Regions from separate parts of the Homo sapiens genome. Here all the other regions are linked to region 3. Evidence: read pairs that join two places in POLR2A ChIA-PET (ENCODE). Cell type or tissue: OCI-LY7. All regions are shown on one strand.

Evidence for each region. ChIA-PET counts read pairs that join two places held together with the same protein. Peaks named below come from ENCODE experiments on the same cell type or tissue, not always from the same donor. Only the 100,000 strongest peaks of a DNase experiment are listed, where the experiment ranks them.
Region 1: POLR2A ChIA-PET joins it to region 3 with 11 read pairs; 8 of 35 experiments call an interaction of 5 or more read pairs at or near these places.
Region 2: POLR2A ChIA-PET joins it to region 3 with 10 read pairs; 2 of 35 experiments call an interaction of 5 or more read pairs at or near these places.

What each region holds. Positions count from the first base shown.
Region 1 is chr4:152,784,573-152,788,572 of GRCh38, reverse strand. All of the region lies in intron 1 of ARFIP1 (ARF interacting protein 1), which reads right to left. Among named protein-coding and RNA genes, the nearest start is that of ARFIP1, 6.6 kb to the right of the region's middle. In OCI-LY7, a CTCF peak has its summit at 3,554; no DNase peak of the experiment used is centred here; H3K4me3 peaks cover 692 bases.
Region 2 is chr4:152,469,472-152,473,471 of GRCh38, reverse strand. The region is part of intron 2 of FBXW7 (F-box and WD repeat domain containing 7); the gene reads left to right. Among named protein-coding and RNA genes, the nearest start is that of MIR3140, 18 kb to the left of the region's middle. In OCI-LY7, no CTCF peak of the experiment used is centred here; no DNase peak of the experiment used is centred here.
Region 3 is chr4:152,663,903-152,667,902 of GRCh38, reverse strand. The region is part of intron 1 of TMEM154 (transmembrane protein 154); the gene reads left to right. Among named protein-coding and RNA genes, the nearest start is that of TMEM154, 14 kb to the left of the region's middle. RefSeq lists a silencer at 1,915-1,974. In OCI-LY7, CTCF peaks have their summits at 602 and 801; DNase peaks (open chromatin) are centred at 732, 1,672, 2,022 and 3,912; H3K4me3 peaks cover 3,953 bases; H3K27ac peaks cover 4,000 bases.

The DNA.
Region 1 (4,000 bases), 120 kb before region 3:
AGTAGCTGAGATCACAGATGGGCACCACCATGCCCAGCTAATTTTTTGTATTTTTGGTAGAGATGGGGTTTCACCATGTTGCCCAGGCTGGTCTTGAACTCCTGAGCTGAAGCAATCCACCTGCCTTGACCTCCCAAAGTGCTAGGATTACTGGCATGAGCCACTGTGCACAGCCTATCTTATAATAGGGGAAAGTGGGTATGGGAAGCTCTATTCTATCTTCACAGTAATTCTGTAAAACTAAAACCATCCAAAAATAAAAGGGTCTATTACAAAATAGTGTAAGAATACTGTGCTATATTGCTATATTTTATATAGCTACTAATAACACATTTTTTGTTTTGAGACGGAGTCTTGCTGTCGCCCAGGCTGGAGTGCAGAGGCACGATCTCGGCTCACTGCAACCTCTGCCTCCCAGGTTCAAACGATCTTCCACCTCAACCTCCCAAGTAGCTGGAATTACAGGTGCAGGTCACCACGCCCAGCTAATCTGTATATGTATATTTTTTAGTAGAGACAGGGTTTCACCATGTTGGCCAGGCTGGTCTTGAACTCCCAACCTCAAGTGATCCACCCACCTCGGCCACCCAAAGTGCTGGGATTACAGGCGTGAGCCACTGTGCCCGGCCTAATAATTTATTTCCATACACTTGAAAGAAATAGTCAAACTGAAAATTTAATTACAGGTTGATTATCCCTTTTCCAAAATGTTTGAGACTAGAAATGTTTTGGATTTCAGATTTTTTTGGCATTTGGAATATTTCCATATGCATAATGAGGTATCTTCAGGAAGGGACCCAAGTGTAAACACAAAATTCATTTACATTTCATATACACCTTATACACATAGCTTGAAGGTAATTTTATATAATACTTTTAATAATTTTTTGCATGAAACAAAGTTTGTATACACTGTACCATCCAAAAGCAAAGGTGTCACTATCTCAGCCACTCATGTGGACAGTCTGTGGTTGTTTGACATCACTATCATTCCCGTCTCTGAATTTATATGCTACGTATAACCAATCATTTCTTACACATACACATGGCATTGTATTGCCCTTTGCGGGCATGCTTGCGTAGGTGCATCTGGCTGTGTGAGGAAAAGATATATGGCAGCTGAAGGGGGCTAGGCAGGTCTTTTTTCTCTTGGAGAAACTGTTGTACACCTGCATTCTGACTTTGATTCATCACATAAAGTTGGGTGTAGAATTATGTACTTGTAGCATCATGTTGGGCTCAAAAAAGTTTTGAATTTTGCAGCATTTTGGATTTCAAGTTTTTGGATTAGGAATGTTCAAACTGTACTACCATTTTAACACTATTTTTATAAAAATTCATATTCAAATTCTTGTATTACAAAACTCGATGAACTGAAATCCTTAATACCATTAACTTGGAAATTTAATGAGTCAAATTTAGGTGTCAGGTACTGAGCTAGGTTCTAGGGATTCAAAAATGAGCCAAAAAAGAAAACAAGATATGGACCTTACCTTCATGAAGTTTATAGGCCACTGAACAGAAAGAAAATCTTACAGTCACATGAATAAATGTAAATTGCAAACTGCGGGAAATGTATGATGCTATTACCTTAATGTGGGAAGTGAGCATATTCTCTAAGGATGCAAAACTTCAGCTGAGGTGTGAAGGATGACTAGGAACTAACAAGTGAAATGAAATGAAAGTAAAGAAAGAATGGTCCAGACAGAGAGAAAAGCATGTACAAAAGCCTTGCAAAAATGGCAGGGAGCAAGGTGCATACAAAGGACTAAAGAAGGCCAGCATGGTTGAACTGGAGAGTTATGCAGAACATGGTACAAGATGAGTCTGGAGAGCTAAAGGCTGTTAAGCAGTTTTATTTTGATCCTAGAAGCAATGGAAAGCCATAAAAGCACTGGGGGAGGAAGAAGGAGAGTGATAATCCAATGTGTGTTTCAAAATAAATCACTGTGCCTTCAAGATGGGTAATGAATTAGAGAGGACAGATAAGAATGGAGGCTATTGTAAAAGTTTCAGGCAAGATGAAGTGGCAGTAGTGGAAACAGGAAGAAATAGAAAAATTCAAGAGTCATGTAGAAAGTAAGACTTTAAAAACTTGTTCAATCATTGGATCTATCAGGGAGAGGGAATTAAGGATCACTTCTAGTTTTCTGGATTTTACAATGAAAAGATAATTGTGTCATTCACTGAAAAAAGGAACAAAGAAAGAACCAACGTTGTGCAGTTTTGTAGGGAGGGAAGGGGAAATCAGTTTCATTTTAGACATACTGGATTTGAGATACCTTTAAGATATTCAAGAAAGGATGTCAACAAGACAGCAAGACATACAGATCTACAGCTCAAAGCAGACAGAAAACACTCATGCCCTTAATGAAGCTGACATCTTTATCCTAGAAAAGCAGCTAACTATAATCCCCAAATATCCAAGAAAAATGTTAGACTTAGACTTTGACCATCTGGATTTAGTTAAAACAAAAAGCTGAGAGAGAACATGGCAATAACATTTCATCAGCTAAAACAAAAACTGCTAGGCACCATGGGTAGCAGATTTTTAAACTCGTGGTTCAACAATATAGGAATTATGTATCACATCATATCATGTCGCATTTTAAAGTTTTATCAGGGCTGGCCAATGTTGTTGGAAATGTTCTAAATTTGCACTGTCCAATAAAGTAGCCACCAGCCACATATGATACTGACACTGAAATGTGGCTGGTACAATGAGGAACTGAATCTTTTATTGTATTTAATTTTAACTAACTTAAATAGCTACATGTGGCTAGCATCCCTGGCATTAGACAGTGCAGGTTTACAGCTTTCTCATATATTTCATCTGATTCCCCAATACCTACTTTTCAAATTAACTGGGAGAGAGGTGTGGTGGGTGGAGAGATTAGAGGAATAGAAAAAACATCCTTTCCATTTTCTGCTTATTACTTGAATCTTTATTTCAAGAATTTATAATACTTATGCTGGATGCAGTGGTTCATGCCTGTTATCCCAGCACTTTGGGAGGCCAAGGCGGGAAGATCGCTTGAGCCCAGGAGTTCAAGACCACCCTGGGCAATATATAGCACTGAAACAAAACAGATAAGGTCCTGGCCATTTTAGAGATTACAGATCACGGGCTTAAACCCAGGGGCTCTTTCCACTGAGGGTATAAATTCCTGATCCATCCCTTTTTAGGTATGTGACCCTGGACAAAGCACTTTACCTAAATCTCAATTTCTTTATTTCTAATGTGGTGATGTTATCTGCTCTACCTATTTGGTATGGCTGGAGTAAAAATAAAATGAGGATGTATGTGAAAGTGCTTTGTAAATTATTACATGCTAAACAAACAGAAGGTATTAAACAGAGTAACATATTCCTTTTCTCTAGGGCAAAGATTTCCAAACAGTGTGCCAAGAATGGATTACAGATGTGCTGAAATTGTGACCCATTCCCCCACTCCACAGCTTCCAAGGAACCAAGGAGGGCCTGGCTCTAGTCTGCCATACAATTATAATCATTTTTTATGTGTGCCATGATGAGTATCTCAGGCTAGCAGAAACTGGAGTTGGCGAACTGACTCCCTCCTCTGGAAGATTTAGGGCTTACCACTAACTCTGCTGCTTTTATGATCCTGTTCCAAAGGCAGTATGTCACTGTTCCCCAGGGACCAATGAGGCTCAAGCTTCAACATCAAGGAGCTGCTAGTCCAATGCTATCACAGATATACAAAAATAAAATATAAATTCTTATCTTAGGTGAGAACATGGTAAAGACACTGCCATATTTTCACAAAAGATTTGAGCAATTGCCTGTTTTGCAACTACCTTCAGATCCCCAAATCTTTGTCTTTCAAGAGAGGATCTGATTTTTTCCAAATACCCAAAGTTATTCAGATTCTGGTGACTGAGGTCACGAAGTGACGAAGCCAGGCAAGAACTTCATTTTTGTATGTCTCAATCTGAACCGACAGTCATACTAGAAGAAGATTTCAAAGCAGATTGCCTAC
Region 2 (4,000 bases), 190 kb after region 3:
GATTCCAAAGGTACTGCTTTAAAAAATGTAAGATTTTCTAAGCAACAGGGCCGAGTACTTTGCTTTAAAGTTTTTATGAATGCCTGGCTTGGCTATCTGGTTGCTTTTGAAATCAACATCTTACTAAACTATTAATGCTTTTAAAATGTGTGCAGAATTACATATTTGTAAATTTAACTTGAGTCTGTCTAGGAAAGCATTAGCAAGACTTTTGTTTTTGTTTTTGTTTTTGGAGACAGTCTTGCTCTGTCGCCCAGCCTGGAGTGCAGTGCAGGTCACTGCTCACTGTAGCCTTCACCTCCTGGGCTCATGCTATCTTCCCACCTCAGCCTCCTGAGTAGCTGGGACTACAGGTGTACATCACCACACCCAGCTAAGTAAAAAGATGTATTTTTCATAGAGACGGGGTCTCCCTATGTTGCCAGGCTGGGCATTAGCAAGATTTTACGGGAAATTTTTTTTATCATTAGTAGAAAATAATAAGGAATCCCTTGCTGGTAAAATTTATATTGAAACTACTCTTAAACATATTTATATAAAATGACCAGAGATATTTAATTTACCTTTATATAATAAATAGAAATAAATTGAAATACATTATTAGGAGATTCAGATTTTTTAATTAGTAAATTAGTGTGATGGCTTAAAGTTATTGAGAGGTAATTTTTCATCTTTGATTAGAAAAACTTAAAAATTGTATAATTTACATACACAAAGTATATATGAGCTTTTTATATTGATGAACTTTACAAAATGAACACACTTTTGTAACCACAACCCAGATCAAGATATCAGCTTCTCAGGAGCTTCCCTGTATCTGTCATATTCCTTTACATGAAAGGTAATTAATATTCTGACTTTGTAATTAGAGATTAGCTTGGCTTTTTTTTGAATTTTTATAAATCATAAAGTATATAAGACTATATGATTTATAAGTTTTTTCAAACTGGCTTCTTTCCCACAGCAGTATGTTTTTGAGATGGATATTTGGCTTACAGCATTTTTCATTTTCACTGAGGCTTAGGGTTTCATTGTGTGAATATCCTTAGTTTATTTCTCCCTTCTGCTGATGGACATTCAAATTATATCAATTTTGGGTTCTTACAAATAGTGCTGCTGTGATAATTCTCGTACATATTTTTTTGTGCATATATGTACACATTTCCATTGAGTGTATGCTCAGGGGTAGTATCACTTAGTCTTTGGGTTTATCTTCAGCTTAGTAGACACTTCCGAACAGTTTCCCATACTGTTTGTATTATATTATTATACATTTTTACCTGCAGTATTTTAGAATGTCAGTTGCTACAGATTTTTGCTTACACTTGGTATTGTCTTTTTTTAGATAAAAGTTAGTCATTTTGGAGGGTAGTAGTATGTCTTTGTGAAGTTTTGTTTGGTCTTTAGCCTATCTTAAAAATCGGTTTGTTTTTTTTGTTGAGTTGAAGTATTTTTAAAGAATATATTTTGGGTATGAGTCTTTAGTGGAACATGTGCATTGCTGATATTTTCTCCTACACTGTAGCTTGCATTTTCATTTTTAATTTATTTAAATTTTATTTTATTTTTTAAGAGACAGGGTCTCACTCTGTCACCCAGGCTGGAGTGCAGTGGCCTTATCATAGCTTATTGCGGCCTTGAACTCTTGGGCTCAAGCAGTCCTCCTGCTTCAGCCTTCTGAGTAGCTGGGACTGCAGGTATGTGCCACCACACCTGGGTAATTTTTAAATTTTTTTGTAGAGACAGAATCTCACTATGTTGCCCACACTAATCTCGGACTCCTGGCCTCAAGCAGTCCTCCTGCCTGGGTCTCCCAAAATGCTGGGATTACAGGTGTGAGCCACTGCGCCAGTCATTTCCTTCTTTCCTTCTTTCTCTCTTTCCCTCTTTCCCTCTCTCTTTCTCTCTTCCTTTCTCTCTCCTTCCTTCCTTCCATCCTTCCCTCCCTCCCTCCCTCCCCATTCCCTTCCCCTTCCCTCCCCCTTTCCCTCCCTGCTTCCCTCCTTCCTTCCCTCCTTCCTTCTCTCTTTCCTTCCCTCCTTCCTTCCCTTTTTCCTTCCTTCCTTCCCTCCTTCCCTCCTTCCTTCTCTCCTTCCTTCCCTCCTTCCTTCCCTCCCTGTAATTGTAATGAAATTGTTTGTTTGTAATGAAATTCAGTTTTTTTATGTGCTGTGTATTAAATCTATGCCTAAATATCGTGACAGTATTTATCTTGTCACTATATAAGCTTTATTATTTAAAATTTTATATATATAGGTCTCTAATATATCTTATTTTTTTTCCCACCTTTTCTGTGGCTTGTGGATAGATGTTATTCATTTTACTGATTTTGATTTTAACAGTAGTAGTCATAGAAAATCTATTGATGTGGCTTACTCATGAGAAAGCATTTTTATTTTTATATGTGATATTATAATTTCTAGTATGGCAACATTTTCTGCTAGTTATGATATGTGATTTTTACTCTGCAGATTCTTTAAGAGGAATTTAAAAACAGCTTTATTCCTGACTTTAGAGAAGGCAGTCAGTTTTACTTAATATGTCATTTTATGTCTTATTTGTTATGTTTTGTTTTTGAGGAGTCATACTGGTAGTTTAAAAATACTGAGTTTTATCATCAAATGCAGCTACAATGTTTAAGCAGATGACTTAATCTCCGTGAGGCATGAGGTGATTAAAAAATGTATGTATATGCTTTTTCAAATACAGAGTAAATTGCCTGGCAGACAAGAAGAGCTTCATAAATATTATTTAGTGCTTTTTATTCTAGATTTTTGAAATAAATTGGACTCGACTTGATGCAAAGGATTTGTACTATAAGTTTATTATAAAATTATTAACCGCTAGCTTTTGTAAATAGTAAAATTGATTTGCCCATTATACATTTCTTTTTGTTATGCATAAAATATTTTAATTTTTAAGTACCAACATAGGATGGATTTTTAAATGCTTCCTCATGTTAATTTTTTAATAAACATAGAATGAATACTGTGTGAAATATTTTCCCACTTTATTGGCTCTGTTTTAACTCAGTAGACTCTATAGTTAGATTGTCTAGGTGCCACTTAAAAGATGGTAACTAGATACCAGAATGTGTTACATTATATGTTGATTGTCAGGAAGAACTGAATGCATGAATGCTTCCCTAAGACATTGTTAGCATGCCGTGGTCTTGATCTATAATTTTTTGTCTAAGTTGTGATAGAGCTCATTCTTTACATGGTCTAGTAAATTCAGCCAATGTCTTTATAATTCATTAGCATCTCTATATATTACCTATAAAATTTAAATTATAAGGCTATGAAAAAATTGTTTCATATGTATAATATACCAAAGTTTTAGCATATGGTTTGGATTTTAAACTGTTTTACTGAAACAAATTACCGTCATTAAATGGAATTCTTAGGTAGACATTACAGAGTAGGTGTAACTCTGAAGTTGAAAATGGTTTCATCTTCTTTTTTAAAAAATTTTATTATATAGGGAATCTCAACCACCAGCAGGATTTTAAAAAGGCTATCTAAATATTTGGTAAGTAAATATTCTCCATGTTAAATATTTTGCGTGTTACTTAAGTTTACACATATGCTACATGAATGACATTTACAATAGTGAGTGTAAATTATAGTTATAATTAATATTTTAAATTTTACTTGGTTACTAGAATTTTTGTCTCCTTAAACCTATTCCAATCCTTTTCTCTCTTGTTCTTTATGTTGTGTCCAGAGATTCTTTCAGTGTACAGCCTTATTATTAAGAGTTCAAGGAAAGAAATGGTTTTAGTGAGCAGGAATGCTAATACTTTATGAATAAAACAGGATTTCCCCTACTTGAGATTTTGTAGTATTTCTTTTTTGTGAAAACACTAATACAGATTTGTTCTTTAGCCATCCATTGCTTGACTCCTCCTTGTATTTAGGTCCTGTTTGCTGCAACATGCCAACATGAACCAAATACTGTGGTCAGGGTCTATGCATTTCCTGTTTAGATTATTCTTTGT
Region 3 (4,000 bases):
CAACAAACCCTAACGAGTAATTTCCCAGAGCAGACTACTGGCTGAAAGTGTTTTACCAGACAACCTCCTCAAAACCAGAAAAAAGAATCCTTTCTTTATGTTCTTTCGATGCAAGGCATCATCACCTCTAGTTATCTGGTGGCTGAAGAGAAAAAGTGTACAAAACACAGGCATTGCTTGATGATCTCAAATACCTTTCTGCACTTACAAGCTGCCATTAATCTTCAATGCTTCTGCCTTGTATCTGTTCAACCACCTATTTACTCTGTCCATAACTTCTTCAAGTAAATTAGTCAGAAAAAACATATTAGGTGAAGGCTTTCACTTAATAAAATTGGCAAATATGTAGAACAACTGAGCTTATAAGAAAACAGCAATCCCTCCTCTTCTCGAGTCCTGCTCCCAGAGAGAATCAAGTCACCTGACCTTTACGTGGGGGCAAATGCATGAACCACCCTCATTGCTCCTGACAAAAAAAAAACTATAAACATGAAGTCTCATTATTTAGGATGCATAAGTTGTTATTAAGCAATTCCTCCATTCCCTTGTATGTTCGAAAAATTTAGATAGCTTTTTGAAGGAAAACCACTTTAGATTTGTCTTTCTTTGTGACTAGAGATACACCGTGTATGTATGACAGAAAGGAAGTTGTTAGGGGAAGGAGGAGATCAGACTCTGGAGAAAAAGGTGAGAGCGTGACTGGCAATTTCACCACAGGCCCACCAGGCCTATTGGACATTTCCTTCAGTCATTCCTTCCACACACAGCAGATGGGGTTGCAGGTGCTGGGGATACGTACAAAACAGTGAAGGAGACAGATGGCAGAGAAGTACACAAATGAAGTAATTCCAGATAATAAATAATAAGTTAGTACCGTTTGGAAATGAACTAGAGAAAAGTAAAGTGCAGAGCACTTCAGAGCAGCATCTGTAGTCCATGAGCATCGGTGTCCTCGTAGCACTGTCTGCAGTCCATGAGCAATGGTGTCCCATCACCACCATCTATAGTCTGAGCATTGGTGTCCCAGCGCCACTGTCTGTGGTCCATGAGCAACAGTGTCCCAGTGGTGTCATCCATCCACTTGGAGTTAGTGTCTCCATGCAAACACAATCAGCCTCCCATAGCCAGGTTGTGTCCTGAAGAGTCTGGCATGGTTATTCTCATTTTAGTCCCATTCTGTCCCTGACCACATCACAATCAGATTCCACAGATGCTGAACAATTGATTTTTAAAAAGAGATCAACTGAAGAGTTAAACTGTTTAATGGTGCATACTCCAAAATGCAAATTCTGGTAGGACTTGGTGGCTCATACCTGTAATCCTGGCACTTTGAGAGGCTGAAGCAGGAGGATTGCTTGAGCCCAGTAATTTGAGACCAGCCTGGGTAACAAAGTGAGACTCCCTGTCTCTACAAAATTTAATTTTGTTCCCAAAGGCTTCTGTGGAGGGTTGTCTAATCACATTTAAAACTAATGACTGTCTTCACGAACAATGGCAAATTAAAATAAAGTCCACTCAGTTATTATTTAACTCAGTCATTCTCAACCTAACATACATACTTACTAGAGTTATTTGGGGAGCTTTTAAGAAATACTGTTACCCAGGCCACGCCCCCAGATAGTCTCAAATAACTAATTTGGTTAGGGCTTGAAAACTTCCCAGGTGACGCTGATGCACAGCAAATGTGGAGAACAACAACAGGTGTGACTGATAATTAGCCACAACTAAATGAGATTGTTTGAGCAACTTCAACCAGTATGCCCTGCAGACCAGCAGCATCAGCACAACCTGATTACTTGTTGAAAATGCAAATTCTGGTAGGACTTGGTGGCTCATGCCTGTAATCCTGGCACTTTGGGAGGCTGAAGCAGGATCGCTTGAGCCCAGTAGTTGGAGACCAGCCTGGGTAACAAAGTGAGACTCCCTGTTTCTACAGAAAATGCAAAAATTAGTCAGGCGTGGTGGCGCACGTCTGTAGTCCCACCTACTTGGTGGGCTGAGGTGGGAGGTTTGCTTGAGCCCAGGAGTGCAAGGCTGCAGTGAGCCATGTTCATACCACTGCACTCCAGGCTGGGCAACCAAGTGAGACCCTGTCTCAAAAAAAAAAAAAAAAAGCAAATTCTTGGGCCCCCTCCCAGACCTATTACATCAGAAACTGTAAGACTACGCCCAACAATCTGTGTTTTAAGAAGGGCTGTAGGTGTTTCCAATACACACTAAGGTTTGAGGACCGCTGTCTTAAAGCACCAATTAAAGCTATTGCTGATAGCTCTTCTATTAGCCATAACATTTTCTGGATATGCAGGGTTTAAACCCTGGCATGCATCTCTCTAATTCAGGCTTATTCAGGAAGGTGTGATTGTCACAGCCCTCTCTCATATCCTAGCTAGACTCTTCCAGGTTCTTGAGACTTCAGTGATGATTTTTAAGCTATTGTATTCTGGTGATAGAGTTGGCAGCTGCTAGGCAAGCCTTTGGCATCCAACTCCTTGACCTCTAATTTTTCTCAAATTCACCGAGGACCATAGAGAACAAGACAGGGAATGATCTGGTGTGGCTCAGGGGAGGCCAGAAGTGGGCAGGGTCTAGAGAAGTGAGACACAACTTCAGCTGCGTCCTGGAGCCACAAGGAGAACTGTAAAAATTATTGAGACCTGGGTTCTACCCCTAAATATTTAGATTGATCGATATTTAGAACAGGGTCTTGCTCGATTACCCAGGCTAGAGTGCACTGGTGTGATCATAGCTCATTCAGCCTTGGACTGGACTCAAGTGATCCTCCTGCTTCGTTCTCCCTAGAAGCTGCACCCTCAGGTATTTTGATGTAACTGAGTTTGGGGTATGGTGTGGGCATCAGGTTATTGAAAGATGCCTCAGTGATTCTATGGGCAGACTAGGCTGAGAACCACTGGAAGACTTCCTGGTTTGTTTTTCTCTCCTTCTTCTAATGCTAATCAGGCTCTTCATTATATACAGGAGAATGAAAAGGAGTCAGGCTTTTGGGTGTGATTTCTTGATCATCCTGAAATTCAAACATGTCAGTTACTCCACAACGCAGGGAAGAGTTTGAGGGCTTGACATCTGACATGTTTTCTTTCATTTTACCATCTTAACTATAAAATTGTTTAAATAATTTGCACATGGAGTTCACATAATTGACAAATGAAAGAATGGGGCATCTGACTGTGGTCCAACATACTTCATGACATCCTGAGTTTAGTAGCATTCTCTTGTCATTGTTTTATTTCACATTGTATTACTAATGTGACAGTCTTTCAGTAAGTTTATAATACTTTCTTCTTCTAACTTTAAAAGCTAGAGCTTGGTTGCAGTTTTATAACATATTTTTGTGTTTATTAATTAAGCTTTAAAAAAATTTTACTTTAAATTCCAGTGTGCAGGTTTGTTACATAGGTATATGTGTGCCATGGCGGTTTGCTACACCTATCAACCCATCATATAGGTTTTAAGCCCTGCATGTATTAGGTATTTGTCCTAATGCTCTCCCTCCCCTTGTACCCCCCCGCCACGACAGGCCCCAGTGTGTGTTGTTCCCCTCCCTGTGTCCATGTATTGTCATTGTTCAACTCCCACTTATGAGTGAGAACATGTGGTGTTTGGTTTTCTGTTCCTGTGTTAGTTTGCTGCGAATGATGGCTTCCAGTTTCATCCATGTCCTTGCAAAGGGCCTGATCTCATTCTTTTTTATGGTTGCATAGTATTCCACGGTGTATATGTACCACATTTTCTTTATCCAGTCTATCATTGATGGGCATTTGGGTTGGTTCCATGTCTTTGCTATTGTAAACAGTGCACGTATGTGTTGGTTGCACATTTGTTTCACTTTCAGAAAAAGAGAAGTTAGCTAGTTTGCTTCCTGGAGAAGCAGAGTCATTTCCATTTAGTGATAATGCCCTGAGCAGGGATAATGGGGACACTGTGCTGCCCAGCTGTTGGGGCTGCCAGGCGTTACCTCAAACATTTCTTCCCATTTACAAGG